2 separate regions of the Mus musculus genome follow, and region 2 is linked to region 1. A link is a loop called in an ENCODE intact Hi-C map of the cell type or tissue named here. Cell type or tissue: left cerebral cortex. All regions are shown on one strand. Each heading gives the region's core, and the rest is flanking DNA. Links, peaks and the distances in the headings are about the cores only.

Evidence for each region. Hi-C counts contacts between places; a loop is a spot of excess contacts. Peaks named below come from ENCODE experiments on the same cell type or tissue, not always from the same donor. Only the 100,000 strongest peaks of a DNase experiment are listed, where the experiment ranks them.
Region 2: a loop joins it to region 1, with 5 times the contacts of the local background. A loop is called at or near these places in 2 of 42 quality-filtered maps.

What each region holds. Positions count from the first base shown.
Region 1 is chr16:52,019,336-52,034,765 of GRCm38, reverse strand. Cblb (Casitas B-lineage lymphoma b) reads right to left here and starts at 3,217. Exons shown (of 18, transcript NM_001033238.1): 1 at 3,081-3,217; 2 at 1,576-1,757. The coding sequence starts at 1,743. In left cerebral cortex, for the core only: no CTCF peak of the experiment used is centred there; DNase peaks (open chromatin) are centred at 2,192, 2,763, 3,278 and 3,526; H3K4me3 peaks cover 2,346 bases; H3K27ac peaks cover 1,686 bases.
Region 2 is chr16:50,832,987-50,848,589 of GRCm38, reverse strand. No RefSeq gene overlaps it. Among named protein-coding and RNA genes, the nearest start is that of 1700116B05Rik, 57 kb to the right of the region's middle. In left cerebral cortex, for the core only: a CTCF peak has its summit at 6,688 (motif pointing left); DNase peaks (open chromatin) are centred at 6,682, 7,409, 7,596, 8,695 and 1 more place; H3K4me3 peaks cover 575 bases; H3K27ac peaks cover 527 bases.

The DNA of each region.
Region 1 (15,430 bases), core at 1-8,000:
GCACCCATCTGTTGCCTACTTATGCAACAGATAAACTGGAACAAACCTTGAATTTCTTCTCCTACCACCAATTAATGACTCAGGCAGTAAGGGTGACCTTCAGAAGAAGACTCAGTAGAAAAGCAAAAGACAGCTCATGTGCTTGCCAGATGCATGCAGTTTTTCCAGCTGCACAATTCTTCAGTCCGAAGTGTCCAAAGCTAAATCCAAAACCTGAGCCCAAGCAGCAAGTTGCAATGTTCTGACATCATGACGTCATTCCGTCTGGAGCACTTCAACATAACAATGTGAAAACATTGGCAGAAGCTTAAATAGGTCACACTGAAGCCCCATACTAAGGCTATTTACCTGGTTAAAAAAAATGCTCTGGCGCTGCGTTTGATATCAGTGGCCATCCAATGGCAGGGCCATGGTTTAGTTATCTTACCTACAATCTCCATAAGAATACATGAAAATAAAGCCCATAGTGTCACCTCCCAGAATTGTTACTTCTTCTCAGTGGCTTCTTTGTAGCCAATTTTGTCTTTGGTAGCAAACCAAAGCCAAGGTAAATGACACCAAATGATGTCAACACGCCTTTGTTCATCATTCAAAAGGAGCATCTTTGTCAATGTCTCAAACTCAGCAAAGCATAGCCCAACTTCTTCTCAACATCATAAAGTTATGAATGTGTGCCGAGAAGGACACCAACACATCTGTGTCCCAAGCCTCCTCAGACAGCTAGCTTTTCCAGCAGGGCCCTGGGAGGTATGCACACTGCCCTTATAACTGGACTGAGAACTGCCATCCAGTTTGGTTTCTTCCTGTGAAACTAGAGCTCATCTAAAAGCAACAAAAAAAAAAAAAAAAAAAAAAAAACCACAGAAGTTTCTGACACTCTCAGCCCCACACAGCCTCCAGCATACATTTTCCTTTCACAATAAACAACGCACAACCAAAAAGGTTCCCTGTTTCAAAATGGAATCATAGATGAAAGAAACTGTACCGATGTCCTGAACAGTAAAGACTATATATATATATATATATATATATACATACATATATATGTATACATATATATGTATATATGTATATATTTTCTTAATAAAGATGAGTTTACAGGGATAAAAATCAAACTCTTCAATACTGAATCCTCCCTGGAGTTCTGGTTCTTTCCCCAGTAAAGGTTTCAACATCACCCATGTGCTTGTCCTAAGTGTGCTCCAGCAGAGCCTATTGTTCACTTGTTAGCCTTATATTATCTAGTAGCAAGGCAACTCCACATAAGACTAAGCAAACTTCCAAACCATACTATACACCCAGCAAAAGTAGCCAATGGTATAAACTGCATATTGGAGTAATACCCAGGGGCTCTGGAACTTGAAAAGCAAGATAATAAGTTAGAAAGAGTAATAAAAAAATAAAAGTCTTTCCTCTGAATTCAACTTTTGCAAACACAGAGTTGAAGAAAAATGGCCCAACCTAAATACAAAGCTCATCACCATAATAGTGATTATTAGCCATACATATAAATAAAACCCGAAGAAATCGCATTCAGGGTGCTGAGGGCCGTGTACACACACTGACTGAACTCACCACTTTGTCCATGAGTTTCCAAGTCTTCTCCACAGTCCTGCGGTCAGCTGCAGCTTGCTTTGGGGGTCCGACTGCATCCTGAATAGCATCAATAATCCCCAAAATGCGACCTTTGCGGGGGTTTCCTCCTCGACCACCAGGATTTCTGCCATTCATAGAATTTGCCATCTGGAATCTTAGTCCTTTTTGCAAGATAGAATTTCAAGAGAGGAAAAGTTAGCTGGATATGAAAGTATTTCCCCAACAGGAACCTGAACTGAACAGGCTCACTTGTACCCATTAATGATATTCTCCGCTGTCTCTGTGACAAAGCCCAGGGTCCCAGATTCAACTTTTTAGTAACCCTGAGTAAGGGCATCCTCCAAGTTAGGAGCCATGACACAAGATTTGCTCTTACAATACTAAAAGTTAAAGATGCATCCTCTGCCCGTGTTCTATGAAGCTACAGCTCAACATCATCAACAAAACAACTTTTAACAGGTAAGAACACAATGTCGTCCCCCCCCCCCCTTCTGCTGTAATCCAGATTCGAAATACTAGAGCTGCAACTCCTAAAATTCACGTTGGGAGCCTCACTTCAGTAGCCTCCTTCACGCTGTTTGATTTCGCCAAGTTATTACATAAATGCAAAGTACTCCACACACGCAAAAGGGACACGTCTCTTGTCAACAAAGGCGGAGGACTTGGATACCCCCCCCGCGCGCCCCGCGCGCGCGCGTCCCCTCTCCATTCCCCCAACACCCCCCCCCCCCGCAAAAGCCAGCAGCTGCGGACACACAAATAGTTCTTTAAAGCAGTGAGGTGAGTAGTTTTTCCCTAGAGCCAAATAAACAAACCAACAAGCAACCCCTTCTTAAAAAGCGGTGAGAACCCGGCAAGGGCGGGCACGCACCGCGGAGTTCACTTCTCCGGTGGTCCCTCTTCTGCCTACCCGGTATCAAGTGGTCCAAAGCTTTGTTTCAGAACGTCTGTACCCTTTCCAGGCTCGGGCCTCTAGCCCGCCACTCAGGGGTCTGGGAAAGAGACGAGGAACTCAGCAAAGATAAAGTAGCCCTAGACCCCGTCCTGGCTTCCCAATCCCACAGCCTGCCCGATCTAGCGCCAGTAGCACGCACCTCCCACCGGCGGCGATCAGCCAGAGTCCGCTCCCTCCCGGGCCCCGGGCCAGCCAGGGACTGCTGTTTAAATCCCCACTTGGCTCAGGCCCGCAGCGGCGACAGCAGCTGGAAGCTAGGGCTGTCCCCTCTCCCTGATGGCCCGCGCCCAGCTGCAGGGCCCCCGAGCCAGCAAGAGACGTCCAACCCCGGGATGACCCATTCCTTCCTCTACTCGGGTCACCGCGGCCGTCCCGAGCCACGCGTGATCGCGGGTCCCACTCCACACACACACGCTGCCCTGGCTGGGGTGGCTCGGGTGGGGACTCTGTGGAATCGCCCTAGGAGAGCGCTCCGGGGAAGGAGCCACCGAGATCTAGGAACACCGAGACGCGGGGACGCGGCAATTACCGTGCAAAAAGCTCCACGCCCGCCCGGCAGTCCCGCGCCACACTCGGGAGGCCGCCGCAGCGCCCGCCGGAGGAGGAGACCACTCACTGGCCACCCCACCCCTGAGCCATCCCCGGAGACCAAGGCGTGGGGCGGAGCTAAGGCGGAGCCTTGAGTCTTCGAACCAATCCTGAGAGGCTGCTTTCTGCCAGACAGCGGGCGGAGCCAATGGGCGGGACGAGACGCTCCTCCCGCGCTACCCCCCAGTCCACGTCCTCCACGGTACACAATGGCCCCAGAGGAAGGCCCACTCCACTGCGTCCCACTTGGAGAAGAACTCGTTGGGAAATGGACCTAGGCTAGCCTGGAACAAAAGTGGAACGAGGAAAGGAACTGAAAAAGTAGCAGCAAGGCGCCGGGGAGCTAACCAATGAGGGGTGCGCAGGTGGGCGTGAGCGCCCCGAGCGGGAGTCTAAGCCAACTGGGGCTAAAAGGCGGGACTTCCTGCCTCACTCACCTTCCTAGTCTTTGTTTCATAGCAACAGAGTAGAGGCTGCCAGGGTGGTGCTGCTTTTCAGCTCTGGGCGGGTCCCAGGCTTAAGAAATTCATCTCCCTAGGGCTGCCAAACTGCTACCCAGGAGAGCAGCCAAATAGGTCCAAGACCATGTTTCTTGTTGACTGTCAAATAAAGAGCAGCAGTCCCATAGCTCCTAAGATGAAGGTTACCCTCACATAGAGTAGGCTAGGAGTAAAACCCGAGTGCCAACTAAAACTTCCTAAATTTCTGAAATGTTTCCCTTTTACTATTAGTTCTAGAAGGATTCCAGATCAAACATCAGGCTGATGAGAAAGCAAATACTTGACAACTCTCAGCTAAATAGTCTCTGTAAATCGTCCCAGGACAGTAAAAACTCCACACAATGGGGATTACTAATCTGTTTGACACCTTTATATTCCAAACAAGTTTTCCCCTGGATTCCAGTAAAGAACTCTGCTGTTGGATTTTTGCCAGAGTCACTTTTCTTCTATGTAGATGAATCTTCATTTTAATGACAACCCTGTTTCTGCCATCCTCTTCCAGTGTTCGTCTCTTTCTGGGCTCCGTCCTTGATAGCCGTGTAAAAGAAAACAGTCTGGTAACGCTTACAGTGAAATGCCAGGGCCCTTCTGTCATCAGAATCACACATTAGACAAGTTCCATGATTCTCTCTATTTGGTTCACCATGCTCGTACCATTTGCCCCAGGTTTACATACCTGGGAGTGATTTCCTCTGTCATTGGTAGTATGGATACACCTCACACCTTGAGCTCCTGGGTGTAATACTTTGCACTTTTTAAAAATGTCATACGTGCATACATGCATAAGCATACATATGTACATACATACATACATACATATAAGCATTTTCTAACCAACTATCCTGATAAATGTGTCTCAGTGGTTCTGCCAATCCCTAATAAGTATTTTAGTGCTACAATTATTACTGTGAAGGCTCCTGAGTGGTCATAGAATGTCCTGCAATCCTAAATTCAGATTGTTATGATTTTCATGTAATGGAAACAACCAAAATGTGACCCTTTAGGCAATCAGGCAGTAAAGTACAAGTCTGGAAGTAATATTTTCTTTCATTATTTCTGTACTAATAATTAAAAAGTAGTTTCTTGTTTTATATATGTAGATGGTGCAGGCTTCTCCATAGCCCCTCCATATCTCCCTTATTGCTTGTAACAGTAGCTATGGTTGCTAAGTGGAGACAGTATTTAAAAAGAACTCTGTGGTTACATCCTCTATGTGTATAAAATGCACCTTTAAAGTCAATTCCAAAAGAAACTGGCACTATGTGTAGAAGATTTTGCTATGCCCAACCTTATACTGTATAATTAAATGTGTTGCTTATCTTCATATTTGAATAAATGTAAAATGGAACAAAATACATATACAATACAGTTCCTTTTGAACTGCAGTTTGCTGAAGGCAATGACACTAAAAAAATAGAATGGCCTGCGGAGCAAAGTGCATCATGGAGATACAGTGACAAGCCTCATTATGTTCTGCTCCTCTGCTCTGGCTGGGACACAGGTATAACAAATATCTCTGGGGCTGCCAAACTTTTCTAACCAAAGCAACTAAAAACTGGTCTAAGATAGTGTTTATGTAGGCTGACAAAAATAAAAATCTGTTAGTTGAGGTTCTCTAAAGGAGCAGAAGTGATAAGATATATGTGTGTGTGTGTGTGTGTGTGTGTGTGTGTGTGTGTGTGTGTGTGTATTATAATATATAACACAACATACATATATGTAAAAGGCTATTTATTAGACTGACTCACATTATGTGGTCTGGGTAGTCAGACAAATTCTTTCTCACACTCAGAGGCTGAGAATCCAAGAGTTTCTCAGCCCACAAGGCTGATGTCTCATTAATCCCAATCTGGTGCTAAAGGTCTGACAGTTCCTGGAGAGCTGCTGTTAGGCAATCTGTGTTAGAAAATGGAGGAAGCTGGCTCTGATGTTAGAAAAGGGGTGCTGCAGCAACAGACTGGAGGACCCACCAGCAAGAATAAAGGCCTATGTGCAAAAAGCAAAGTTTTTAACAGCCTACACGTAGGATGGTTCCTCCCACTTCAAATAGTCTAATGAGAAAAATACCTCACAGGATGGAGAGATGGCGCAACGGTTAAGAGCACTTGTTCTTGCAGAGGATTTTGGTTCAGTTCTAGGCACTCACGTGGTAGCTTACAACTATCCATAACTCCACTTCTAGGATATCCAATGTCTTCTTCTAACCTCTGTGGGCACAAAGTGTGTACGTGGTACACATACACTCATGCAACACAATAGTTGTACACATAAAATAAATCTTCAAAGTAATTCATTACATGAGTCTCCCAAAGCTTGCATTTTAATCATAGAAGATACGATCAAGTTAGTTGAGAACCAACATTGGCCATCACAATCATCGAGCTTCAAAACTGAAATAGAAGCCTCCCATCGGGAAGGCATAGATGTACGACAAACACACACACACACACACACACACACACATACACACACACACTCACACATTGGAATGTATGAACTCTGTTTATCAAAGCCATCTCATATCTAATTAAGTTAAGATATAACATGGATCCTAGCTGAGCTCAAATTAGGACTTGGTGTTTGGTGAAGTCTGGTTAGCTAGGAGGTCATCAGTCCTTGTTTCTGTTATCAGGAGGAATAAAGACTGCTGGGAAAAAAAACTGAAGCATGAAAGCATTCCTCAGTCAAAGACTGCACTAATAAATAAAGGCACCAATGTTGTCTAAGTAGACTTTGTGAAATGTTGTGTCTAAGCAGTAATATTCCAAGCTAACAGGCTTGGTGGAGGGAATAATATGCTTATTTTTACCAAACAAGGCAGCCTCCAGCCCTAGACACTTTGAAGTGAATGTAGTGTCACTGAGGGATTTGAGAAACAGTGGGGTTCCTAGCTAAAAGGTGCTGCCAGTATCAAGAGTGGCCAAATAGGTGAAGGATACAGCTCAACGGGCTCTTTTGGTTTGCTTTTCTATTGCTGTGATAAAGACCATGAGCAAAACCAACTTGGGGGTAAAAGGGTTTGTTTGCTTTGCATGCACAAACCACAGTCTATCTTTGAAAGAAGCCAAGGGAGAGACCATGGAAGAAGTCTGCTCTGGTTGATTCTCAGAGCTTGCTCAGTCTGCTCACTTATACCACCCAGGACCTCCTGGTGGCACTGCCCATAGTGGGCTGGGCCCTCCTCCATCAATTATTAAACAAGAAAATATCCCCGAAGAGTTGCATACAGACAATCTGATGTGGGTAATCCTTCAGTTAAAAATCTCTCTTTCCAAATGACTGGAGCTTGTATCAAGTTGGAAAAAAAAAAATCTAGCCAGCATGCTGGCAAAAGAACATGTAAGGCTTTATGTCACAGCATTTTCAGAAAGTTTAGAAACCATGATGAATACTTTCAATGTCAGCACTGATAATTTAGTATTAGCATATGCTAATAGGTTAGTGTCCATGGAAAAACACCAATTATATGACCGACTTTAAATATAGCTAATGTTTAACGGGGGAAAATCAAAGATAACATAGGAAGAACAACAATATCAACCAACCAGACTCCCCACCCCCACAGAGCTTCCAGAGACTAAGCCATAAACCAAGGAGTACACATGGGTCCAGCTGCATATGTAGCAGAGGATGACCTTATCAGGCATCAATGGAGGAGAGGTCTTCATCCTACGAAGGCTCAATAGATGCCCCAGTGTAGGGGAATGGAGGGCGGGGAAGCAGGAGTGGGTAGGTGAGTGGAGAAACATCCCCACAGAAGCAGGGGGAGGAGGAATGGGAAGGGGGGAAATTGGGAAAGGGGATAACATTTGAAATATAAATAAATAAAATATCCAATTAAAAAATTGACAACTGTCTAAGGAAAACATTCCAATTTCTTTTCTTTTTCTATTTCATCATAGTGACAAGTGATCTCTACAACCTTTGTTGAGTCACCAACTGAACATCTATAACATGTTTAACGGAGTTTTAGGTGAAAAACTGTCAACTGAGTGAGCCACTTTAGAATGTCATATAGGGAAACACATGACAATTGTAGTTTTACAAGACAGAGAACTCAATTCAAAATTCCAGCAAGGTGCTCTTAATCAACCTGCAAACCTTTCAGAGTTTATTTCTAGTGGGTATCCTGACAGAAAAAAAACAGAATACCATAAAAATATGCTAATCTCAGAGAGAGACCACACAACTAGAAACAAGAGCCATATGATGTAGCTATATTTGGACTCAACATGCCTTTGCTTGCTAAAAGGCTGCATGTCTATTCCTTCTTTAATACACAGCAACAACTGAAAGAGATGGATGCTAATAAATGGAGAAAAAAAAATATAGCCTGACTCCGAGTCCTAATTTGGCCTTAATTAGAATGCTTACTGAGCCACAAGAAGAAGACAAGCAACAACTTAAACAAGATACATCCTTGCTGCCGAAGCACAGTCAGAAAGTAACAAAACTGAGGAAACTGTTGCTCTACTCTTTTCTCAAAGATCTGTGTTTCCCTCAGACAATTCTAGTGCAGGGCTTCTGTCCTCAGTTACTTTATACAGCAAAGTAGATAGAGACACTCCATCCATTATCACCGATTTTCGAGCGAGGAATGAAAGTGAGAGTCAGGGACAAACTAAATATCCATTAGAATCAATTTCTTTTAAATAATCATTACAGAATCCCACAAATATATCTCCTAAGTGTATCAAGGCCAGAACTTAGCTGCAAAAATTTGAAAGGCACTGTGCTATATTGTTTTTTCCTGCCAAGCAAGAAAGCTAGCAAAAAAAAATCAGGTTTCTTTCTATTTTCCACTTTGTTTCAACTTTCCGCTCTTTCCTACTGCACTGCACCCTCTGGGTTTCCCTGTGGTTCCCCATGCTTCCCGAACAGGCGCTCATTCACAAATGCTTACAATGAATCCTGTCCCGCAACACTTTCAGAAAAGAAATTCGTATCTGAAAATGTTTTCTTTAACATTTTCTCTGCCACTGTTCATGCATTTTGATTATAAGAAAAAATATGACATTGAATTTTCCTATGTAATATATTGATTCAGAGCTTCAAAAGAGGGAGTGGCTCAGTTTGCTCAGTTGGGCAGATCTGAAATGTTATACATGTACCCATGATGATAAATCCATCAAGAACATCAGTGATGACTTCAAATTAGCAGATTATAGTATTGAAACAATATAATTCTGCAAAAAAATGTGTTAAACTAATATTTGGCAGCGACTCAACAGGCCAAATTAAGCACAGAACTTCCTAAATGAATATAGAGATCAACAACAACAACATAAAAAAATCCCTTCATGATTATATCTAGTGATGCTAGGATAAATCTAATAAATCCCAAAGCTAAGAAAAGGCTCATGCAGAGCTCTTCAGGGCTCATCCTCCAGGTACACAAAAAGCACAGGTGGGAAGTACATGTCTAGATCCCAGCTTTCAGCACTTGAGCCATTTAAATGTGGTAACAGACTGTCTCTTTGGAAAGCACTAGAAAGGTTAGGGGAGGGGCAAAAAGGGAAGACCTAATATTGAGTGAGATAATCTCAGCCTTGTGCTTCTACTATAAGGGCAGCAATGCCTACAGTCACCTCATCCAGCGAAGGGGAAGTCTTTACTCCCTATGTCTTCACCACCAGTCAATTTGCACTGGTAGCAAAATGGCTGTTCTGGCCACTCCTAGAATCCTGTTTATAAAGGAATTTGATGATCCAGAATCCAGGTTTATTTTTACCAGACCACAAGCAATCCCTTTTTCCTCTATTTCTTTAATTTGTAAAGGATGGACTCATCAGGAAAATTTCATTGCCGCTTGACTTTGTTGAAAAATAATTCTTAGCCTGGCATGGTGGCACATGCCTTTAATCCCAGCACTTGGGAGGCAGGGGCAGGCGAATTTCTGAGTTCGAGGCCAACCTGGTCTACAGAGTGAGTTCCAGAACAGCCAGGGCTACACAGAGAAATTGTGACTCCATAAAAGAAAAAAAAAAAAGAAAGAAAGAAAGAAAGAAAGAAAGAAGAGAAAAGTAGTTCTTCTACATTTCCATACCTTTCTTGCTGGATTGTTTCTGTGGCCATCAGAACACATGGCCGGCTCCCCCCAATCAAGCATATACATGTTTGGCTGTAGTCTACATCAAGAAGGCAAGCAACGCTGCCACTATCACTTGGAACTCAGCCCTCAAAGTATCAAGAATCTAAAGCTCTTCTGTTAAACATCTATTATATGCCAATATACGCTCGGCTAGACACCAAGAAATAAGATGACTAAATATGAGGCAATCGCAAAGAAAATGCAGGCAAACATGGTTTTAGCTGAAGCATTGAAAGTGATGATTTCTTAGGAAAAGGTCGCTATGGCAATCTTAGGAAAGGCAGCCAACACACATGTGAAAAAGTAATTAGTAAGTCAAGATACACAGATAAGTAGAGTTGGCCAGGTGTTGTGGACCAGGGACTTATAATCCAAATACTTCGAGATGATATCAGATGGATTACAATGGACTTAAGGCTATACTGGAATCCCAGGGAAGTCTGAGATATAGACTAAAACCATGTTTTTAAAAATTCAATGGAGAGATAGGCAGGGGGAGAGAGAGAATAGGATTAGAGAAGAAGAATATCATCATGGTTACTTTAGACAGAAGAATGAATGCTCTTTATTTTTTTATTTTATTTTATTTTTTTGTTTTGTTTTGTTTGTTTTTTGTTTTTGTTTTGTTTTGTTTTGTTTTGTTTTGTTTCTCAAGACAGGGTTTCTTTGTGTAGCCCTGGCTGTCCTGGAACTCACTCTATAGACCAGGCTGGCCTCGAACTCAGAAATCCGCCTGCCTCTGCCTCCTCTGCCTCTGCCTCCTCTGCCTCTGCCTCTGCCTCTGCCTCTGCCTCTGCCTCTGCCTCTGCCTCTGCCTCTGCCTCTGCCTCTGCCTCCCAAGTGCTGGGATTAAAGGCGTGTGCTACCACTGCCCAGCAAATTCGTGCTCTTATGATCAGGGACAGTAAAGAAGTTATGCACATACAGAAGGAGAGTGAGGGGTTTAAAATGATAACCTACAGCGAAGGTGTCATTCAGAGTGTAAATAAAATAATCCCATATGTCTAATTGAAGAACTTGGATTTGTTCTTTTGATGGAAAACCACTGAAAAGTTTTGAGATCTGGGAGAGTATATAGGAGCAGAAGAGGTAAGTGAGGTGATGTATAAAATATATATTTGAGATGAGCAGGTTGTTGATGGACTAGACATAAGCAGCATGGAAAGTACAACTGTCCATCAGGAGATACGCCACAGTGATGATCAAGACCTGGGATAGAGCAGGGGAAACTCCAAGCACAAGCTATGAGCAGTGGTAACTCTAAGCACACGCGATGTATTTAAAAAATGTTAGAAAAGTGGTTTCCCATCCTCGCTGCACATTTAAATAACAAGTCCCCAAGCTCTGTGCTCTGTGCCCAAAGCGTCTGATTTAATTGATCTAGGATATTTTTAAAGCTCCCCTGGTGACCATAGTTAGTGACTAAGGCTGAGAACCACTGATTGGTCCTTTGTGTAGCCCCTGCTAATTAAAGGGATATGTATATACAGAAAATGAAGGAGGCAAGGGTGACTAACGATCCTTTAGCTTTAATGACAGTGAAAGATGTCTTCAGGATCTTGCATGGAGGTGATCAAAGGACAGTCTCTAAGAAAGAGAAAATGAATTTCCTTTTGAATATGAGAACTTTAAGGCACCTATGGAATAAGCAAGTGTGTGCGTGTCTGTGTGTGTTTCAATAAGGCTTAGGACATTATGAATTTGAGAGTATTGACAATAATACTTGAAAGTATTATAGAACTAAAACTGTATCAAAGGGAAGCTGTCTAGGCTTAGAAGAGTGTTAAGTACTCAGCTGCATACTAAGTACCAATACTGAGAGAAATGTAGAAGACAGAGAACATCCTAAGAGAAGTCTATTAAGTATGGTTCACACTGAGCAAGGGGAGACAGGTGTTACCATGAAGAAAGCACCAGCTTCAACTCAAGCACAGGGGACTGCTACAAAACACCCTTGGGAATAAACAACAGAGAGATCACTTATGGCCTTACAGGGATCACTGTTTAACACAGTTGATTAACCAGTAGGTTTAAAAGAATGGGAGCTAGATGAATGATAAGAAGATCTGTATTTTTAAAAAAAACTGCAAAAATATGAAGGATGTAGATAGTTTCTTCACTTAGGCACAGACTGTATAAACACAGCGACACAAAGATTTGACAGGAAAGAAATGTAATCATGAATGTATTCTTGAACAAATGTCCCAAGGTCCAACTTCTTGAGAATGAACTACAGGCAACTAATGACCACTAACAGGAGAATTATCCTCTCCTAGAAACATATCCTATACTGCATAACCAATACAAAGTGCTTAGCCTTGAAATCATATGCATGTAAACATAGAAGCACACTCAGCAGGTTGTATTCATGTATTTGTGCTCAAATGTATGTGAGGTGTGTAACAGTAATAATGAAAGAAGAAGGAAGCCATTGATTAAGAGGGAATGAATGGGACACAGAAGAGGTTGGAGGGAAGCAAGGGAAGGGGGAACTGATTTAATTTTATTAAAGTGGTTTTTAAAGATGACAAAAAAAAAAGATGACAAATTACCTTAATAAAAGATTACGTAATGGTGTGCCTTAGTTAGGGTTTTACTGCTGTGAACAGACTAAGGACAACATTTAATTGGGGCTGGCTTACAGGTCCAGAGGTTCATTCCATTATCAAGGCAAGAGCATTGCAGCATCCAGGAAGGCATGGTTCAGGTGGAGCTGAGAGTTCTACATCTTCATCTGAACGCTGCTAGTGGAAGACTGACTTCCAGGTAGTTAGGACAACCGTATTAAAGACCACACCCATAGTGACACCCCTATTCCAACAAGGCCACACCTCCTAATAATGTCACTCCCTGGACCAAGCATATACAAACCATCACACAGTGCTATTGGAATCCAACCATATTAGATGAAATAGAATAGTTGTCTTCTCAAATTGAATGGATCATAAGGAGAATGATGGATGTTTTGAGCAGATATCCACCTGAAAGGATGGACAACTTTTCTGAACAGGGAGAATAGAGGGAAGATTACAACCTTAAACCAGCTTTGTGATGGAACTGGGGGTGAAGTGTGGAAACACAGGAATGGAAAGCACCGAGGATTGTGGGAGAGAGTATTTTTAGGTTGTCATCTGCATAGTTTAGGATGCAGCAGCAGGGGAAAGACAAAGTATTGAAAAGAATGGTCATCTTGTTCACACAAGAGTGCTAAAAGAAGCAACTACTTCCAAGATTATATAGGATGATCAAAAAGTCACTGGGTTGATATATAATCTTTGGTGTTAATTAAAAAAAAAGTGTACTTTTAAAATAAAATTTTATGGCCAGTAGGCAAGGAAGAAAGTAGGTTGGTGCCGCCATTCATATGCATAGTCTTTATAAAATGTAGATGAAAGAGTCTCTTGCTTTACTGCGTTTGAATAAGAAGAATGAATTTAGAAATAGGCAGCCTTGTAGATGCTAGACCTCCAGATGGTGGAGAGAACAATGGAGAGCTACTCTCCTTTCTTAAAGACTGCTTTTCAATTTTCCATCTTACTCTCTGTGATGGTTTGTATATGCTGGCCCAGGGAGTGGCACTATTAGGAGGTGTGGCCTTGTTGGAAGTAGGTGTGGCCTTGTTGGTATATCCATGCCACTATGGGCTTGGGCTTTAAGATACTCATCCTAACTGCCTGGAAGTCAGTCTCCTTCAAGCTGCCTTCAGATGACGATGTAGAACTCTCAGCTCCTCCTGCACCATGCCTCTGGATACTGCCTTGTGCCCACCTTGATGATAATGGACTGCACCTCTGAACCTGTAAGGCAGCCCCAATTAAAAGTTGTCCTTATAAGACTTACCTTGATCATGGTATCTGCTCACAGCAATAAAACCCTAAGATTGTCTCATAAATCACAAAGAGATTGCTGAGAAAGCAGTCAACATAGTGAACAGATGTTTTAAAATGTTCCTAAAGGGGAAAATGAGGGGAAATTTTAAGCTAAATATCAACAGCAGAGATAGAGAGGAAGAGGGAAAGAGGAGAAAAGGACGGCAAGGGAGGAGAGAAGAGAACTTTTATCACCTGCTAAAGTTAGTTTTATATAAAAAAAATCTTATAAAAGAATTTTATCAAAACTCTTGAACAAAATACTGCTTTCTCTAATTCTTGAAGAAAATCAGATTTTCTAAGTTGTTAAATGTGTTGACATCCTCCTTCATAAGCTGCAAATGAGCCTACCACCTTTACCACCCACATCAAAAATAGGCACCAAAGAAAAGAAAACCATTCCAGACTCCCCCTTGATTTCTTCTCTCTTCTATTCATAGAGGGTTCCATATTTGGGTTTTAAAACATGGAATCAGTTTTCCTGTCAGAAACATATACAAAGAGCAGCTAGAGAGTCCTCTTTGGGTCCGATGTGAGATAATATTTGCATCAAATTAGCTTTTGCTTGAGACAGCTAAAAATGACACATATGCAGCATGGGTACTCGTGCTTCTACGCAGGCTTCTTCCCTGCAAGCCTGTGTGGAGAGCCAGTCATCTGCCCCTTCTGCTTTAAACCTCCTAGAGGAAGGCTTTTCTCCTCCCTACGGACACTGACAGGAAATTTCCACTGATTCTTTGAGGACTAATATTGTAGGAAGAAAATGTCAGTGTGGAATTGCAATTACATACACACAATAAAACAACATTATTGCTAAAAAAAATGACCAAGATCATTTTACATATGTGAAATTTCATTCTATAAATTGAGTGTTGCTATGCTATCCCACATTTATGTTCTATTAATATATTGTTGTAATGCCTATTACGAAATAAAAAAGAAGTGGCCTCTTAGCATTGGGAGAAGAAGCAAGAGACTAGCCTTGGGAAAAGGACCATGAAGGATATCTAAGGACAGAAATGTAAATACACACAAGGGCTTGAAGGTAAATGGAGGGAGTGTTAACATGAGGCAAAACATCTCCTGGAACAAAGGGTATCAGTTCTGTGCTAGAAAGATCACATTAAAAATGTCAAAACTCAACAGATTTTACAAAATAAACTGTGCAATATTTTGATCCTAGACCTGAAAGATTCTATCAATTCTGTAATCAAAATGAAAATTTACAAGCAATTTTCTGAGGCGGAAGAGAAATGGTGCAGCAATGTCAGTATTGGAGGGATGTATTGTTAGCACAGTATAATTTTGTTTTAACTGAGAGAATGAACAGTAGGGCTTCTTACCTTCCTTGGTCTTGAGCAGCTCAGGATCATGAGACAGCCCCAGCAATAGAATGAACACAGTTTTTGTTGTGTTTTGTTTTGTTTTGTTTTGTTTTGTTTTGTTTTGTTGGTTTTATTTTAAAAGAGGTGGGGGAAACTTGACTATAATTTGACTGAAAAGAGTATGTCTTCCTTTTTATATTTTTTTTGACAATTTCATACACATATTTAATGCAATACACCTGAACTAAGGAAAGGTCTGAAGGTTTGAATAAGATAAGCTCATATATTTCAATGTTTAGTCACCAGGGAACTTAACTTGTTGATAGGGTTCGTATGATTAGGAGGTGGAGCCCTGTTGGAGTAAGTGTTTCGCTGGGGTGGATGGTAAGGTGGCAAAAGCTCATGCCATTTACAGCTTCTGTCTGTGAATAAGGATGTAGCTCTCAGCTACTGCTCCAGCATCTTGCCTGTCTGCATAATACCAAGCTACCCACTATAATGATAGT
Region 2 (15,603 bases), core at 2,581-10,580, 1.2 Mb after region 1:
GACTCTGAGCCTTTAACCTTAAATGGGAGAGAATGGACAGACTGACTAATACACCTATGTGTGCAGACAAACAAGTGACTGTAAGTGAAGGAAAGAGATGAAGATGAAGGCAGAGATACCAAGCTTTCCTTTCACTTTAGTTACCTTAATAATACTTCTGAACAAAAGCAACCTTGAAGCACCTGTTACTAGATACTAATTCTTGAGTATATAACCCAAATATAGCTTAATCTTCTCCTCAAAGAGATATCATAATAGAACCCTCAGAAATACATCTAACTCAGAGAAAGAATAAAACATCTTCCTTTTGTAGGTGGTGGTCCTTAAAAGACAAGAAGACTTGAATTCCAAATACTAGGACCCTCCTACTACAGCTCCAACACAGACAAGCTCATTTGTATAGCTGACAGAGTCTAAGACAGTCAACAAAAACATACTTTGTCCAGCAAGAAGAGCATGGGAAACAAACCCAACATCGTCTGCCTAAAAGCATACAAAACATAGGGAAGGAAATCCTGAAAGAAATCCCAGTCCCCTCAGCAGAGAGCTTTACAGCCAGCCCCTAGATGTTAAATCCTGCACTGTCAATGACAGCAATTAAGAGAAAGGCTAAAGGGCAAGGACAAACAGTGCTTGTGACATCCGGATGTACCTGTGTGGGAAGAAGGAAAGCTTCGGCCAAATGTGTCCCTCTGGTGCCAGCACACTGGTGCCATCTGGAGGAGTGACATGGAGGTGTGTGATTCAACTCAGATTACACAACATGATGATGAGTGACTTAGTTCAAAAAATATTACAGAGTTAGTGTGGTTTTCCCTTTGTGTTTGAAGTTTAGAGACTACTCATTTGTTTAGGCTTCTAAACCTACTTGCAAATATGCACTAATTAAAATATTAACATTCCCCTGCCCTTTTTTCTTTACTTCCCTTCACAGTCTCTTGAGAGGTCTTGCAGGGCATTTCACATGGGACAATAGTGACTCTGCCATTGCAATTCAGCTTATTCAACTTTACTTTATTGGTAGAATTCAACCCCTTGCACTCAGGAGGATTCTATGGAGAAATAGCACCCATGGAATGGATATATATCATGATATATACCAATATATCATGAAAATAGATCTGCTAGAGTGGTTACACCATAAAAGATGAATATCCCCATAATGGTTTTTACTGTATACTGGAGAGGCTAAGAACCCAGGAACGTATTTGTCCATGAAGCCAGAGGCCTCACCATTCCTAACCTGACTCTGTAGGCCTGAAGGATTCCTGAAGAGCCACTGGTCTTCAAAAACCTTAGAAAGCTATATAAGATGGGTACCTATGATCATGAAGGATTGGAGCAAGAGTAATAGCAGCAACAGCAGAACAGATACACTCTCTATCAAGTAGCAAAGTTGGGCCAGCGAAGGCACCCCCACTCTACCCCAGACTTCCTTATATCTGACCTGCCACAAAAGGATGACACCTAATATAGAGAAGGATCTTCTCTTCTCTCCTCAATTAGTCTGGACCAGAAATGACCTCCCAAACATGACCAGATTCCTCTATTAGTTTGTTTGAGATCCAATCAAGGACAACACACTTTAAGAGATTCCAAGGCAAGACTAACTACAGCATGGCTAATAATTATTAGTCATGTCTTATAAGACATAGCTCTGATAGCTTTTCATCTGTGTTCTCCGAGCCTCTCATCGACCAAACACATCCCCATCTCCTCTGGAATGCAGAGTCCTTGGGTCATGGCGAGAGACAAACGTGAAACAGATGTAGCATTCTCCTACACCAGAATAGTAAGCACTTATAGCCAAATGAAATTCAAATTCCCTGGAGAATAATTTCACTCATAAAGAAGGCCCTTTGTTCCCCTGTAAAGAAACAGCTAGCAGTCCTGTGAGCAGAGGAGCTATGCTCAATTGCCAATAGCTTCTTTTAACATAAGCTGAGACCCATCCCGACCCTGAACAAACACAGTGATGTAAGTCTTAGAAAATTTAGAGCAGGTGGGGATCAGATCATTTACAGTGTTGAAAAAATTGTTGTAACTAGATATTTATGGTAGCTTATACAAGCATCACTAAAACCACTAGGAGGGACCTTTGGCCTTAATGGCATGTCCATGCTTCCCAATTATCAGGTCTTGAGTAACTATAGAATCATCAGCTCCAGATGAGATAATTAACTTGAATGATCAAGTAGAATCAGCACTTAGGTTACCCTCACCCACACTTTACCTCACTGTGTGAGTCGCTCTGTCCTTGAACTTGTGTTAACTCTTCTGTCACAGCCTTCTCAGTGCTAGGATTATAATTGTGTGACCACCATGCCCATGGCCCCCTAATTTAGCTGCTGTGGCTATAGTGTAGAATTTACATGATGGAGCAGATAGATAATATAAGCTATGTCTGCAGTTTAAAATTTTTATAGTATCTGGTAAAGAAAATGGAGTTTTTCTGTAACCTTAATAGGACCTAACTTCAGAACCGGGGTTGCTATTGACCCCTTCAGAATTAGCTAATTAGTTTATTATGTGCATCCATCTGCCCTTTGAAGCTCCAGGTGGTTTAATATACGTGGCATTGTAACATCATTAACATTTGTTTAATTGGGGGGAACCGAAAGACCTCTGCCAAGAAAGCAACTTCATAATGGGAAATCTGCAGCATTGCCTTGGTATGAATCCACTGTCCTGTGGGCATCAATCTAATCTGCTTCAGATGATCCTTCTGTCCTCAGCCATATCATTTGACTGTGTAGTACCTCACCTTCCCCATCTGCAAAATGGATAACCCAAACTTCATCGGAAGGGTCAACATGAAAATAGAAGCATGCAGTCAACATGATAATAAAATAGATGTTTTTACTTGTTTATGGTTGAACACGTTCAATTCATTGAAATTTAAACCTGGGATCACTATACTGTTTTCCTCAATGATTCAAATAAGGCCTGACAAATGTTCCCCTCCACCCATGCGCAACCTCCTCGAAGACCTCCCCTCATTCTCACCGCAGGCTTTAATTTGGGGTCAAGGTTGTCTTGTACCTTACTCGAACTTGACCTCTTCTGCAGCCACAGGATACCGCTTAGTGCTGGTAGAATTATTTGAAGAGAAAAGGGACATATCTTTCAAGCTCCATCTTCGCTTCAGGGGCACTGAGAGGAGGCAAGAATACATCTAGCCAGGTAAGTGGTCACAATGCCCAGTGATAAGTCAGTCCACCACGTTTTTTGTCTTAGTTGCTCTTCCTGTGTTGAGTGCTGACTGTTTGCTAATACTACCACAAATTGTTGCTGTGTATAGGAAGCAACTGGGAAGATACTCGTGCCTTTCCTTATATGATGTCCTGACTAAAAGACCAGGCTGAGGCTGAAACCATTCCTTTCTGTCTTAACATGAGCCGCAGCTGGGACCCACTGCACAGAAGAGTGCATTGTAACACTGCCAAAATCATATCTACAATCAGTGGATTTTTACCAACACACAGGAAACCACATATCTCTACTAAACATGGGATAAAGGTGAGCCCCTGTTGTTCACACAGCCTGGTCATTTTCTAGACCCAGAACTAACATGTAGCACATCAGCTCAGGGTCTCAGCGGGGTGCAGAAAGGAAGAGTTTACCAGGTGTAGATCTTTCAGACAAGAAAGAGGACTGGCCTTCCCTGATGACACCACCACAATGAACTGGAGCGCCACAATCTATCTGCTGTATCTGTAACCACCGAAGCGATGAAATTAGGAGACAGGCTCTGGAGAGGGAAGAAGCTGTCATGAGGGTAGGTTCGTGGATTGGAAGTGGTGCCCTTATTCCTCAGCCTTTCCCTATTATGTGTGGCCACAAAAGAAAGTCAACCACAGGAGCAGCCTGGTCACAGAACCCCAGCTTCCAGACATGTAAGAAACAATGTTCTGTCATTTATATGATAGATGGAATGTGTATCATATTTTTGCAAAGTAGCCCAAATGGAGGCACAACAATGCAAAACTTTCCCATGTTATTTCATTGTTCTTGAAATCAGTACCCAAATCCTTGAATCCAAGACCTTCAAATTACTGTAAAATATGGCCCAGGCTCCACAGTTACTTTTGCATGCCACTCTGACTAATTACCATCTATCAAATATTCCAGGATATTCTAGAGTTTAAGGCACACACACTAAAGGAGAACACAATGATAAGATTGGCTTTAAAGAGAGTGGGAAGAGAGAATCAACACTTCTAAAAGGGAATTCAAGGACTGGCCTTTAAACAGAGCAGCTTAGGAGTCTACTGACTTTGCATAAGAATTCGGTAGAGAATGGAGATCCCACCATGATACCATAAAGGTTAATGGGAGATGAAAAACTAGATGTTCTTTATGGTGACTAGACTTCATCATAGATAGTTTTATTAGCACTTAAATTAGTTTAGAATGGTCACTCTTTGCCAGGCACTGTGTTAAACACTTTAAAAGCTCTGTCTGAAAAAAAATTTTTTTAAATGAATAAATAAAAATAACACCATTTGGTAAGAAAACTGAAATCTGGATAGCTTCAGGGATGTATCCAAAGACACAACAAGGTCTGGTCCCTGGAAGGTTTAATGTTAACTTCCACAGCAAAGGGAACTTTGTAGGTGTGACTGGGTGAAGGATCTTGAAGAGATGCTAACTCACATTATTTAAGTGGATCCTAAATGTAGTCAAATTGTCCCAAGAGGTGGGCAGAGGGAACTGTGACATGGAAGGCAGATGATGCTGTGCTCTCATCAAGAAAGACCTTTCGGGATGCTACAGTGCTGGCTTTGAAGGGAGAGGAGGGGAGCAAAAGGATGCCAGGAAGAAGGCTCTGGACCTCGGTCCCACAAAGAATGAAGTCCTCCAGGAATGTATAGAGCAACGGTTCTCAACCTTCTTAATGCCGCGATCCTCTAATACCCTATGTTGTGGTGACCCCAGCCATAAAATCATTTCGTTGCCACTTCATAACTGCAATTTTACTATTGTTACGCATCTTAATGTAAGTATCTGTGTTCTCTGATGGTCTTAGGAGACCCCTGTGGAAAGGTCATTCAACCGCCCAAAGAAGTTGTGACCCACAGGTTGTGAACTGATGCTGTAGAGGGAGCATGGCCCTGAAACTGGGAAAGGTCGGGGACGGGTTCTTCACACTTCTGACCACCCCAGCTACAGCGAATTGGAAGCATGTGCTGTCCAAAGCTGCATGGCTGGCAGCCATTTGCTATGAGTGACTGGAGAGGAGTAGAGAAGTGACCATGCGTCTCTCTAACGTGATTGCCGCACATCTGGGAAACAGAACAGGGAGTCAGGCAGAAAGGGGGGGACTAGAAAGGGAACTGAAGGACGGAGAAGGAAAGCAAAGAAAATTTAAAAACGGGTGGGAAAGGAGATGGAGAAAAAGGAGGAAGTAGTAAACGATCCCCGAAGTCTCAAGATGTACGGCAGCTTTGCTGTGGAACCTCTCATCCCCACGTGAGTCAGAGAAAGTTGGCATGAGCCCTTAGTGGATGCTGGCACTCGGCTAGAGTTCCGGGGCTCTGTAGCTCTAAATCCTGAGGTGTGACAGCTGAGGAGAGAGCAGATTGATGTAGTCCTAGTTCTGAGGTCAGCTGGCTCTGGCACTGTTGGACACAAATGTTAAGTGGTTATATATGAGGCTCAAATATATATATATATGAATGGCTTAACTTACTTTATACCACCCATTCAATTACAGCCTTAATTTGATTTTAAAATATGTTTTTGTATTTGCATATGTGCACACGTGTGTGCATGCATGTGGCACAGTATGAGATATCAGAGGACGACTGGCAGGAGTTAATGCCTCCTCTACGTCATGGACTCCAGGAGTAGTTCAGATTCTGAGATATCGCAGTAAGGGCCTCTACCCAAGGATTCATCTCACTGGCCCCCGATTCTGTTTTTAATATATATTGTATACGATATTTTAATTTTGATGTAATACTCTTGCCATTCCTTATTACCGATTATGATTTGTAGTCTAGTATGTTCACTTAAATCTTATAACTATGTTTCAAGAAACACTTACTTATAAATGCATTTTTATTGTTTTAATTTTATGTAAATCACCAAAAACTTCACTCTATACTTGCATCCAATGGTTAATCAGGGAAAACATAAATTAAACAGGAAAACAAGTGAGTGTGTCTAGCATCTTAACAACATGACATGCATAGCAACATTTGTCCTCGGGCTGGAGCATGAATCTCAGAGTCTATTGCTGGTTAAAGTTAGCGTTACAACATTTTCCCTAAAGAAATTAGAAACGACATTTTGAAGTTCTCTGGGGCTTGGAAGAGAGACCGTGAGAAACATTTGGAGTCCACATATAGCACACAGAGTACAGTGATTTTCTAAATTTTCTAAGACACGACCCTCATTATACCGCTGAAAAGCGATATTGCGAGGGACAATTAAGAATGTGAGGATAAAAGCTGGGCTGCTTTAGTGCCATGAGAAGACATTTAATTCAGTCGCTTCTGCTCAAAATCAGAAAGGGAAATAGCAACCAAATACCACAACATACGGAGTCTCTGTTTTTCGATAAAAATGCCAGGTGAAAAGGTCTTATTCAAATCCACACAGTATTATCCACCTCTCCTGAAGTTGGTTTTCCCCTTGGCACAAAAGGCACAGCCCTGCTTCTCTAACACAAAGCCCTGAGTAACAGCGCCATCTAGTGGATTTTTGTGACATAGGCAACAGCACTGCCTGCCAAAACCAGCCGTGTTTGCCCAGCCACTGGTACTAGCACCTGGGAAAAAAGTCTTCCGCACAGAGGAGGCTGTAACTGAATCCCAAGATCGCTGGTTGTTGTTGTTGTTGTTGTTGTTGTTGTTGTTGTTGTTGTTGTTGTTGTTGTTGTTGTTGTTGTTGTTGTTGTTGTGTTTTTTGTTTGTTTGGTTTGTTTTTTGTTTTTTTAATTGAAAAGATGACAATATTGATGTCACTTTTTGTAAGTATCATCAATCTTACCACAATGGATTATAATGCTTCTTGGACAGGACAAAGCTCACTGTTTCCATATGCCAACCTAAAAGCTCGATCCAAAAACCATTAAATTTCACAATATTGTCCCTTATATTGCTGTACAATTTCTACTGTCTTCAGAAAAGCCACCCCAGACCACTCAAGCAGTTCAAACTAGGGCACCGAGTCCTTTGTGTCGTATCTACCGACTACCGGTACCTGGCCCCTGCACCTCGGGTGGCGGCAGCAGCATCCCTTTTTCCTGTTGCCAGGTCAGGAATCTCTTGGCAGCTGCCTCTTCCACCGCTGCCCTCCTCCCGCTCCATCAAGAAATTTAATTCCAAGCTGGCAGGCAGAAGGTCAGAAATCTTTGAAAGCCTCCGTGTCTACCACCTCCACTCAGGTCTCGCCTCTGCACAGACTGTCAAATGCCAGCTGATTTCCCTCCCCGTTCCGTAGTGCCCCGTGTCTCCAATGTCCAGGTTGTCACCTGAATCTTGCCCTCACATCTGCTTCCTCCCTGTCCTTCCACAGCAGGGCTGTCCTTCATTTGTATAGTCCTGCTTCAGCTGTCCCCAAAGGCTCGGCATGCCTTGTCACCCATCCAGGAATCAGCATTCTCTCCGGAGTTGTGGACTCAGCTTCGCCTGTGTCACAGGCATCCAGCGACCAGAGCTGTCGTGGAACTCTGGGGAATCAGAGCTACAGGGCACCTGCAGTCTGCACGATCATATCTTGGGAAAAGTGGGCCTTGTTAAAGCCAAGGACTCCGGGGTAACATGACAAAAAAAGACAGAGGACAAACATCAAACCCAAGCTGAATCGGTGACAGTTTTCTGTCTTTTATAAGTTTTAAAATGGCATGTTCAGGGAAAATTTAGAACAGCTCTTCAAAACAGCTTTCCCATATCTTCATGATTTTTTTTGTGTGTGTGGCCACTCTAAAAGAGACTTTTAAACATACATGAGGTAAGGATCTTACACCATTTTTAGGAGTCTATATCAATGTTCAGGTGTGAAGATAGAGATTGCATAGAAATTATATTCTCTTGTACAAAACTGCTGTAACCCCCCCCTCCCCCCATCATCTAGCCTCCGGTATAGCAGGGTCAGAGCTATCTCACAAAGGAACAATATGAAATGGGGAAGCTTTGAAAATAGATAAGAGGACAACTATTAGCTATAACACAAATAAAGACCAGGCAAAAGCTGGAGAAGGAAGCAAGACTCCAGAACTCTGGAAACCATAAAGCTAAATGAATGAAACCCTAGCAAGGAAAAGCAAGCTTGTAGAAACGTCTCTGAAATGCTCCTTAGGGAAATACTTCCTTCTTTATTGCTGTGTTATGTTAACAGTATTCTAAGACAATATTTAATGCAGATATGTGAAGGGTATTTATTTTTGCCTCGCTATTTAGCATATGATACCAAACAGAAGCCAAATGATTAAGTTGGTTTTCCCCTAATAAACAATCATAGTCTATGTTTCTGCTCCCCAATGCAGTGTTGCATATTGCACCTATGCCAATTTTTTTTTAAATATAAAACGTAATGGCAAGTGCATGTGACAGGATTTTCCCTGTCCAATCACACTAAAATATTCGTGCAGCAGGAGGCTTGTGGCTGGGTTCCAGAGAGAAAGGTACGGCAGCAAAGCGTGGGTTTGCCTGACGGTCACCACAAAGGCAGTGCGGGCTTTGAAGCATGGGGCTGGCGTGCTAGCAACCCACAAGTAGGAACCTAGCAAGCTGGGTGGAGATATTTTGGAGTTCTGAGTCAGAGTCTCCATGAGATAAAAAGAGGCCAGCCCCACTGGACAGAGAACTGCCTGCAGTAACGCAGGAAGCCTGTCAGTCATTAAGAGTCTTGTTTCTACCGGTTTGCTTGGGTGTTGTGGTGGCTGATGGTCTTGCATGTTGCTGGTATGGCAGCAATATGCCAAGGGAACTTAGGAGCTCCAGCCCAGAGAGATCAAGTTGAGATCACCTGGCTGGAGATATGTGACCAGCCGGTAGCCAGCAGTAGTGCGGGGACATGCTGGGTCATGTTTTAATATGTCCCGCAACAAGTGCATCAATTTGGTAAATGCATCTAGCACTGAGAGAAAAAATTCATCTGCAGTTTTGTTACAGTTCGTCAGATGTCACTACCAGAATTTCAAATTTACCACTTTCTAGATTTTGTCACTGTGACTCTAGAATTAACTGCTTATAAATATTTTCACCATGTTAGCATGTCTTTTTGGTGTCATCCGTGTTCAGGCCATGCTTCGGCAGCTGTGTTGGTGAGACTTTATGCATGTAGCTACTGACACCTATAGATAGGCCAAAGTGAATGGGGCAGAGACAGCGAGGCCTCAGTCCTACATAAAGAACTACAGGCCACTAAGGAATGCTCAGAGGGACAAAGTTTGGAGCTGAGACAAAAGGATGGACTATCTAGAGACTACCCCACCCGGGGATCCATCCCATAATCAGCCACCAAACCCAGACACTATTGCACAATGCCAGAAAGATTTTGCTGAAGGGACCCTGTTATAGCTGTCTCCTATGAGGCTATGCCAGTGCCTGGCAAATACAGAAGTGGATGCTCACAGTCATCTATAAGATGGAACACAGGGCCCCCAATGGAGAAGCTAGAGAAAGCACCCAAGGAGCTGAAGGGGTCTGCAACCCTATAGGTGGAACAACAATATGAACTAACCAGTACCCCCAGAGCTCATGTCTCTAGCTGCATAGGTAGCAGAAGATGGCCTAGTCGGCCATCACTGGGAAGAGAGGCCCCTTGGTATTGCAAACTTTATACGCCCCAATACAGGAGAATGCCAGGCCAAGAAGTGGGAGTGGATGGATAAGGGAGCAGGGAGGAGGGAGGGTATAGGGAAACTTTCAGGATAGCATTTGAAGTGTATATAAAGAAAATATCTAATAATAATAATAATAAAGGAATGCTCAGAGCATGAGAAATAGTCTTCCTTTCTTACCCCCGGCCCCTGGGAAGAGCACGCCAATTGCCTACCCAATACCAAATACTCTGCCCTGAAATCAAAAAGACATTATAGAGACTGCGCAGACTGTACTTATATATTTAGGAATATACAATGACTTCGTGTGTGTGTGTGTGTGTGTGTGTGTGTGTGTGTGTGTATGTGTGTGTGTGTGTGTGTGTGTGTAACAGCCATGTTAAAAGCGCCTGTGAATTTAAAAGAAAGAAGGGGAGAAGGGGGCGGGTACAGAGGAGGATTTGGAGATGAGGGGAAAGTGGGGGAAATAATGTAATTATTTTATAGTTTCAAAGATAAAATAACTGTATATTTATTTATATTCAGGATGGGGTGATTCTGGGAAGTAAAGATGTACAGAGGATACAGGTTTGTATGGCGTCCTGGAGTGGAAACTAAATGTGCTCTTGGAGACTCTTTGCCAAACATGAACTCCCTTCCCTAAGGGAACTAAGTCCAGTTGTCAAGTAATCTTGAGGCACTGTGGGAAGGAGCGATGACTTCTCTGCTTCTTTCTTCCACTCAATTTTCTCATCAGACCTTCAGTCTCAGAGCCCTACAGGCAAAGTTAACGAACAGAGGATTGCCTGTGTTGTTACGTTTTCTTTCAAAACCAACTCCTACACCTCCCTGCCCTCTTTGCTCTCACTGCTTCTCCTGTGAACTCCCAGGGACTACTAAAGTGTGTTGCTCATTGCTTTCTGGGCCTTGGAGTGTGGCTGATTTCAATGACTTCTCTAATCATTATGCCAAGTGACTTCAGTTTAAGTCTGGACTTTGGTCATCTACTCTCTGTATCCCCGCTAGGATGATGATTTTGTTCTGGGAACTTCTCAGCCTCCGTGGAACCCAGGCCTGGGTCCCGAAAGATCTGTTTCTCTCCATTGAAAGCTCAAGTCTGCCTTTCCAATCAACCTACCAGTTTCCCATTTCTGATCTGAAGAACACCTCCAATCCTGCCCGGTGATTCATTCGCAAACATCCCACACACATCCATCTCCAACCCCCTAGGCATCCACCTTCCTGAATTCTATTACTCCGGGTTTTACAATAGAAAATTGCTTTCAGCAGCGACGCAGCCATTCAGCCACCACAGTGATCAAGGATTTGTTCTCTCACGGTTCCTGTGCACCTGAGCAGTAGCCATGGATACAGATACATACATACATACATACATACATACATACAGACAGACAGACAGACAGACAGACAGACAGATATTGAATCTGTTGCTTCTGCGCATTAAACCACCTCATGGAGATGAAGCTTGATTTGAATTTGATTTCTGAATTTTAAAAGCCCCAGAGACACTGACTAACAAAGGTTTGGGGGCTTAACAGTTTCCATGCAAAGAGCACCACCTACAGAAATGTCTAATGATGTGTGTATTGTATTTCTTAAACAGTTTCTTTAAACAATAACAAATCAGGGGCTGCCATCCATTCCAGCCACTCCTTAAAGGATTATCACAGCTGCTGGCATTTCTATTTGACGTCAGAATTCCACAACTATTTATACATGCATACACATGTGTGTTTATTAACATATACACACATATCCCTGTATGTTTGCACATGTGCACATAAACCTCATGACTTAGATGTATTTAAAAGCATAAAAACATATGGTTTCTGTGTTGTTTGTAATAGTAGAATTATCCAAATCTCTCTTACGTGATTAATTAATATAGTTATGAGTAGTTTAGCAATTTAACTATGCCCCTACTATTTCATAGGGCATGATTCTGATTTGAGACCAAAGAACACCTGCAGACCAAACTTTCTTCAATGTAGATTCTTTCTGTCACATTATATAAGGTGATACTAGTTGGCTATTGGGCCTCAAAGCACCAGGTGGCAAACACTTAGAGAATTCGAGATACTGTTACCATGGTGATAAGATGCTGGTCCTTCTTGATGCAATCAACACACTTCCTCTTTCAAAAAAAAAAAAGCCTTTCTACTCGAAAATAAATGAGCTTTAAAATGGAAGGTTTTTTTTTTTCTTTTTTTTCTTTTAAGTGAATGACTATTTTCTTGTAACTCTGTGTTTAACAGTGACAGCTGAGGTGGGCAAAGGAAAGAGCTGTGGAAAGAGACCCAGTATTGCTTCTGCTCTCATTCTGGCTATCGATACCGGGTAAAGAAATAAATTTGCAATGTCCCATGTAACACTGTTCAAGTGCACATCTTATGTGGTGATCACAAAAGAACCATAAGTCATTCCTCTTCCCTTTTCAATATTTATTTGCCTTTAGCTCTCTTGCCATCTAGAGTTGAAACTTATTTCCTTACTCCTTGAACATAGGCTGACATTGTATCTTGCCTAGCCAAAAAGGTAAGGCAGAAGTGGGTGAGATCCATGCCCAGGTCTCAACCCACTGTCTCTTTCTTGGAATCTTTCTCAGCCTCCGTGAGGACATCTGAGCTGGCCTGCAGGAGGATGAGAAGTGCTTGCTTCATTCATTTTCATCTTTGCTCAGCCTACCACTGGCCATACCTCAGGAGCAGTCTACTGGCTGATGGCTAGCTGATGACAGAAACTGGCCCATTAGAATCACGGACTAAATAAACCAAAAGTTAGAGCCACAAAGTTTATTTGTGGTGACAACTAGAATGTTATATTTTATAGCAATTTTGTTCATCTTAAAGGGCATATTTGTAAATAGGCGGGTAGGCTCTTAAAACTAAAACTTTGTGTGGAATGATATGAATGTCTATTGAAAACCACAGAACTCATGCATAAGCTAAAACAAATTCGCTTGCCTCAACCTTGACAAAAACGGACTGCAGTGTTGTTTCATTTCACTCATGAATTCAGATTTTATATCAGAGTCTGTTGAGTTAGAAAAACTTGACAATAAACACTCCCTCTACACCTACTGTGTATTGATTGAATAAAGCCCCTTTGCTCTTCCCAAGACAAGCTTAGTATAATGTGGTGAAAACACACAGGGCTTGGGGGAGCACACAAGACATATATATACATGAGATGTAAGAAAGTTCGGTACTCATGATGATAGCATCAGAAGGGGGATGGGGGAACATCCAAGGCACACGCATGTAGTGTAAGAGAAAGATCAGTAACTGTGCTGATAACATGAAGAGGACATGATTTCTTTTTTGCGTTTTATCTTACTTCACTTTATTTTATTTTCAAGTCTCACTCTGTAGCCCAGACTAGCCTAGAATTTGAGATCCTCCTGCCTCAGTCTCCTGGGTACTAGGATTACTGGCAAGTGACATCATCTTTATTTATCAATGTGAAGTGAGCTCCCACATAGTTAATAATATATTTTAGATATATACCTAAAGCAGCTTTTCCCCCCAACATACATTTCTTTTCTTCAGCTGTGTATACACCACTTTCACTAGAAGCTTGAACTTAAAGTTGAGGTGGTGACCAAAAATTCCAAGAGAGCCAAACTTGGACACACTTTACCCAGCACACATCTGATATGTGAGTAAGAATGGAATCCTTGTTGTGTACACAAAGAAAGAGGAAATTAACTGGAACACACCACACCCTTTTCTAGTAAAGTTTCCTGTATAAAGTATGATGGTATAAACTTCATGGAAGGCATGAGGAAAGAAAATCTTTTGGGAATGAAAGGGAAAACAAGTCTAAAGTAAATTCAGTTAAAATTGTATGGTCATGGTAAGTATTCTTTTTCTTTATGAATTCTAGGCAAAGAATACAAAAGCATATTTAAATTATACTGAGAAATATAGATGACTTAGATACTCATGAGATGTTAGTCACCATGTGACCCTAATCTTGCAACCGGGGCTCGAAAACTCTCCCTGATGAAGCCTGACTACCCCTCACCTTCCAGGAGAAAAACTGGGATGTATGTTTAGTGTTTTCTTTCAACCATTACTGCTTTATCTTCATAGAAAATAAAAATTGCCTCTATTGGCACCCAGTACCAAGGTGATCTGGTAACTTTCTCTTAATTTTAACTTTCCCAGGATATCTAAGCCCAAACAGTTTGCTGTTTGGAGGCAGAGTTTCTGGCCATTGTTCTCAATAGAGCTGGTATGCATTGTCTGTCATGGTCCTAATGTGGACAACTGTTAGTTGATTAATGAATTTGGGGGGAAAGTGGATAGTAGGTTGTAGAAATATGCATATAGCGACAAGCTATGCCATCATTTTCTCTTCATTGCTTCAGAAAGTCTGTTTGAGCATCTGTTATATCACTGACTGTCCTGGTTAGTTTTTATGTCAGATTGACACATGCCAGAGCCATTTTGGAAGAGAGAATGTCAATTGAGACAATGCCCTCAACACTTTGGCCTGTGGGTCATTTTCTTGATTGATGACTGACATGGGAAGTCCTAGCCCATAGTGTTCAGTGGGCTGGTGGTTCTGGGGTGGATAACAAAACAAATTGAGCAAGCCTTGAAGAGCAAGCCAGTAAACAGCGCTCCTCCGTGGCCTCTGCATCATCTCTTGTCTCCAAAATATTACCCTGATGGAGTTGCTGTCCTGAATTCCCTCAGAGATAACTGAGATTTGGAACTGTAAACTGAAATAAACCCTTTTCTCCTCAAGTTGATGTTGTTTATGGTGTTTTGTCACAATAATAGAAATCCTAACGAAGACACAAGTTGTGCATGCTATAAGGCCTGAGCTTATACAAATAAGAAAACATTGCACTGGTTTACTAGAAATTCCAAAATAATGTGCCACAAAATTAAATATCTAAAACAAACACAGAAATGTATGCTATGATCATTCTGGAAACTAGAAGTCTAAGATCAAGATATCGGTAGTGAAGAGTCCTTTTAAGGATTATAGGAAAGGAATCTAAGCAAGGCTTCCCTCCTTGGCTTGATGATGGCATCTGTCTTAGTTACTTTCCTCCTGTCTATGACCACAGCAACCTAAGGAAGCTGCCAGAAAGTTATAGCAGCAGGAAATGGAGACAGCTGGTCATGTGGCATTCACAACCAGAGAGCAGAAGGGAGTGATGCTTTCACTCCGCTGTCTCCCCCATCTGTGCCTTATAAGACTACAACTCATGGCACAGAGCCTCCCACATATGGGATGGGTCTTCCCACCTCAACCTCACCAGCTAATCCCTCACAGGCATACCTAAAGATTTGTCTCCAAGGTGATTTTAGATTGTCAAGTTGACGACCAATATAAACTGTCAAACACTGTTATCACATTGCCATGTGACATTATTTTGTGGCACTATACAAATGTCTTTTCATCAAAAAAACTAATGGCATATTGGCTAGTAGGGTGCCATGCTTACAGACTTCATTAATTACACCCACAAAGACCCTATTTGCAAATACAATCAAATATGAGAAATCAAATTTTACCATATATAGCTGCAGATAGAAACACACCGGTTTCCTGATTGAGCATGCTGCAGGTAGAAACACACAGGTTTCCTAATTCAGAGTGCTCACATCTCACATGTGCACTGGGATGCCCACAGAGTGACTAAGAAGGCAAACGTGCTGCTGCTGCTACCCTGTGAGAAGCGGTGCGGCCGCCACCCCAAGATGGCGCCCAGGACAGCTGCCAGGGCTTCTGACCTGCATCTGACTTCCTCATTATCTCAGTCGTAGCCACATCCCAGCCACCTGCAATGC